Linked DNA regions of Homo sapiens: region 2 is linked to region 1. The links are chromatin loops, found by intact Hi-C in ENCODE. Cell type or tissue: adrenal gland. All regions are shown on one strand.

The links. Peaks named below come from ENCODE experiments on the same cell type or tissue, not always from the same donor. Only the 100,000 strongest peaks of a DNase experiment are listed, where the experiment ranks them.
Region 2: it touches region 1 in a loop (2.4-fold over the local background); 16 of 110 quality-filtered maps call a loop at or near these places.

What each region holds. Positions count from the first base shown.
Region 1 is chr21:14,723,700-14,726,199 of GRCh38, forward strand. No RefSeq gene overlaps it. Among named protein-coding and RNA genes, the nearest start is that of SAMSN1-AS1, 140 kb to the left of the region's middle. In adrenal gland, no CTCF peak of the experiment used is centred here; no DNase peak of the experiment used is centred here.
Region 2 is chr21:14,413,619-14,416,118 of GRCh38, forward strand. No RefSeq gene overlaps it. Among named protein-coding and RNA genes, the nearest start is that of HSPA13, 32 kb to the left of the region's middle. RefSeq lists an enhancer at 1,631-1,770. In adrenal gland, no CTCF peak of the experiment used is centred here; no DNase peak of the experiment used is centred here.

The DNA.
Region 1 (2,500 bases):
CTTATCCCTAATATCACCTTAAAACTTAAAGACTGTCAATATCTGTTAGAGTCAGAGTGAAAAAGAATTCTGACATCACTGAGTTAAACATAGTGGAAATTAAGTTGCTGAAAATAAAAAAATGTATATTCTTTAAATGATAACTAAAAATATGCATACATACCCTTATTAGTTTTTAGGGATATTCGTTGAAAATGAGGATTTATCTTCACTCAATTTTAACATAAAATCTAAAGATTACTTAGAATTATAAAACATAATTTAAATAAAATAAAAATATATATAAAATAAACATTAAAATCAATATAAAAGGCAACTAGGAAAGTTTAACAATTTCTAACATTTCAAAGACTTCTTTTTTCCCTTATTGTTTTTTCCTTATTGTTTGTCAATTTCTAATTTAAATACATTAAGAATTAGGGCCAGGCATGCTGACTCATGCCTGTAATCCCAGCACTTTGGGAGGCCGTCACGGCCAGATCACGAGGTCTAGAGATCGAGACCACCCCGGACAACATGGTTAAACCCCGTCTCTACTGAAAATATAAAAAATTAGCTGGGCGTGATGGCACACACCTGTAGTCCCAGCTACTCGAGAGGCTGAGGCAGGAAAATCACTTGAACCTGGGAGGTGGAGGTTGCAATGAGCTGAGATTGTGTCACTGCACTCCAGCCTGGGCCACAAGAGAGAGACTCTGTCTCAAAAAAAAAAAAAAAAAAAAAATTAGAAAATCACACATATCTCAAATTCTACATTACAGATCAAACTGTCTTTCAATAATTCTTTGGTTTATCTTTATCTTAGCCAATAATTCCTCTTTTATCTATTGTTATTAAATTCCATTTGATTTTCTTATCTTTTGTATCCAATAGAATTAGTTTCTACTGTATATAATATACTAACAAAAAGTAGCACAGCTTAAACAAAATAGAAGTCTATTTCCCTGCAATGTGAAAAAATCCGCATGTAGCTAGTCGTTATTTTCTTAGAGAGGGTACAAAAAATTATCATAGTTCCTGATGACTTCTGTCTCACAGCTCTGTCAATTTTATATTTGTTTTTCAAGATAGCTTCCAGGACTCTGACATATGTGAATATTCTGTTGACTGTATAGCTACAAAATAGAAAGTTTCCTAAGAGTTTTAAAAATATAGTAATCTGTACGTTCCTGGTGCTGTATGCCCTAAAGTCAAAAAGACCTTTCTTTTTATTTACTTATTTTTATTTTTTTATTTTTGCGGGTACATAATATGTGTATATATTTATGGGGCACATGATATATTTTGGTACAGGCATGAAAAACAGCTTTCTTCAAAACAATTTATAACCTATTTCTATATGCATATCATTGCTAATATTATATTGCTCTTCTTAGATTGCTTTCCGGGTAATGCAGGATAAAGCAAAGAGACTGATTGGTCTTTTGCTTATGACAGTTTGATTTTCTCATGGTATTTTGATTATAGCGTCTGTAACATACCTAAGAACTGGGATTCTCTGTGCGGGATAAAGAAAATATACAGTTCAGATGGACTAGGTTACGTATACACTGATAATTGTGAATTTGAATTAGAATTAAAAGTACAAATTCTTAATGTGTTTTGTGTTTAAAATATATATTATAATATATAATACATATATATTTTATATGTATACATATATGAATTTTTAATACATATATGTATTTTTAATACATATATTTTAATACATATATTAAATCCATATTTAATACATATATTTTAATACATATATTTTTAATACATATATACTTAATAACTCTGAAGCTGCCTAGAAAAAAATGGCCCACCTGGTAGCAATAACTACCTCTATCGTGCCAGGCATGGTGGCTCATGACTGTAATCTCAGCACTTTGGGAGGCTGAGGCAGGAGGATCACTTGAGCTCCGGTGTTCGAGATCAGCCTGGGCAACATAGCAAGATCCCATCTCTACAAAAAATTAAAAAATAATTAAAAACACCTCTATCATGGTCTACAGATACCATTTCCTACAGGCTGATTCCAGACCTGGGGCAGAAAACGTACAAGATGAGCCTGGATACTGTACCATACCATAGAACAAGAACACTATTATATATGACTAGGGTCTCATCAAGAGGATTTAGGAGCTGACTTAAAAGGACTCCCACTGGCCAAAGATTGTTATGTAAAAGAATAAAAACGGCAAATGATTCAAACATATTAAATATGTTTGTTCATGAGTTCATAATGATGCAAAAATACGTACATACACATGCACAGAGAGAGAGAACCAGAGGGAGGGAGGACAGAAAACATCTATTGTGTCATCCTCACCAGATTCTAGGGAAATAATTTATTATTTTGGGAACCAGTAAATAAAGAAAAGAAACAAGGCATTTGTTTGCCTTGTCTACATCAACTATACCACTGGATAATCTAATAAAAGATCAGGAGATGTTTTTCTTTATACAGATAGTCTAACTAACAAAAAACAAATGAATGATAGATTAGAAATTCACA
Region 2 (2,500 bases), 310 kb before region 1:
ATTTTGAGACAGGGTCTCACTCTGTTGCCCAAGCTGGAGTGCAGTGGCACGACCTCAGCTCACTGAAACCTTTGCCTCTCAGATTCAAGAGATTCTCATGCCTCAGCCCCCCGAGTAGTTGGAACTTCAGGCATGTGCCACCATGCTTGGCTAGTTTTTGTATTTTTAGTGGAGACAGGGTTTTGCCATGTTGACTAGGCTGGTTTCGAACTCCTGACCTCAGGTGATCCACTCACCTCGGCCTCCCAAAGTGTTGGGATTATAGGCGTGAGCCACCACGCCTGGCCTACACATTGTATTATATACTTGAAAACAATTAAATAATCAGGAGAACTGAACCAATAATGTGCAGATTTTCTAGTCAATGTGCATAAATTAATATATATGTAGATGCATGAAAATAAAGAATCCAACTTTTGTACCACTTTGCATGTGAAAGCAGTATTGGAGCAAAACACATTTTGAACACTTTTCTATTTTCTGTGAAATATTTTGCAAATGAGTTTTCAAGATTCTTGTTCTGTGCCTCTGGTGGAGTCCTTCCTTAAAGTGACACGTTTGTATTCCAATGTGCAAAAAGGGAATTAATGGGCTTACCCCTTAAATTTCTTAAATGGGATACTCCCAGCAGAATGCCTAAGGAAAAACTAAATAAATAAATGAACACACAAAAAATGATTATCCTCAGTCTTTCCAAGGCCCCCTCTTGCCTCCACATGTATGGATTTATGTCTCCCAGATTTCACAGGTTAAAGTCCTACCCCCTTGTATCTCAGGATGTGACTTTATTTGAAGATAGAGTAATTGCAGATGCAATTAGTTAGGATGTTTTCACCAGGGTTCACCCTCATCCAGTATGACTGCTGCCTTCATAAAGCAGGATCTTTGGACACAGGCATGCACAGGGAAGATGATGTGAAGACACAGAAAGAAGAGCCATCTCCAACCAAGGAGAAAGGCCTGAAACACATCCTTCCCTCACAGCTCTCAGAAAGAAACAATCCTGTTGACATCTTGATTTCAGACTTCCAGCCTCCAGAACCATGATAGAAAAAATTTCTGTTAAGTTGAAAAAAAAAAGATTATCTTCCTGCAAACAAAAATGTAATAAGTTTTAAATGCACAGATGAATTCAAAAGGAGAAAGGAAAATGTTATGTGCCAAAAATGAGGTGCCAACTGATCCCCAGAGTGCTAGGTGCATAAACTCACCATGCAGGTTATGGGGGTCTCAGTCCTTGTAACTGAAGAGTTCTATTTTAAGACTTTTTCAGGGGCTGGATATGAAGTCTAGGATTTGACTGGCCTTTGGATCTAAGATCAGTACACAAGCCAAAATTCTTGAAGAGCTATCCCATTGAGAAAAATTATATATTAAGGGGAGAAAAGAGGAAAACATCTGCTAGTACAGGGCAACAAGGGGGATTTTTCTATCTGGGACCTGAGTGAAAATAAAAATGAAACCCAACAAGAGTGGTCTTTTCTGAGAAATCAAACCCCTGGTTCTACAGCTTACAAATTAAGGAGCCAAATTTACACTTTACTGCTGACACTGACACTCCAAGCTGAAGAATTAACATAAAAATTGGTCTTGGGTGGGGGATACTCTTGAATCTCTTGCAGAAGGCTTTGCGAAACTATGCTGGAATTAGAGTACAAGATTCAGGTCACATGGAAATCCTCCCGCAAAATAGCTCAAAACACAAGAGGAGATTTAAAAAAAGGGGAAGTAGAACTTCTAGAATTTTGTATAATAGAATAATCTGAGAAGACTGTAGAATAAGGTTCTGTTTTAAGATGCAAACAAAGAAATTGAAGCAATAGGAAGAAAATACTGCTTTAAAAAAATCAAATAGAATTTATTGGAAATAAAAGTTTCACTTGTTCCTAAGAACAACTGATAAGGTAAAAGAAGTGTCTTTATAGATTATCTTTTACCTGATAAGGTAAAAGAAGTTTATTTATAAATTATTTATAAAAGAAGTTCTTTATAAATCATCTCGCTTTAGGCATTCTGTTATAGAAACACAAAATGGACTTAAACACAGGGAAAACTAATCTACTATGGTAGAGGGGAGAATACTTTTGTTACTTTTGCAGAAAGTGTTGACAGGAAAGGACAACAAGGAAACTTGCTGGGCTCATAAATGTTCTATATTTTGATCAGTGTGGTGGTTACACAGGTATATAGACATATAAAAATTGTATGCTACAATTTCTAAAATTTAATGTACTATATGTAGTTTATACCTCAAGAAGAGGTGAAAAAACAAAACCATTTATCAATTGGGTTTATTCAAAAAGAAGAAAAAGGAAATAATATCTGCAAGATATCAAACAAGGAGGTCCTAATTCTCATTTCTTTCACAAAATAATGAATAAACAACTACATGACAAATAAAATAACGAAGGGGGAGCTCTGGAATATAGCGAAAGAGTAGCACAAACCCTGTGGAGCAGAGCAACCTAGCATGGCTGCATAGAATAGGGTGGGAAACACC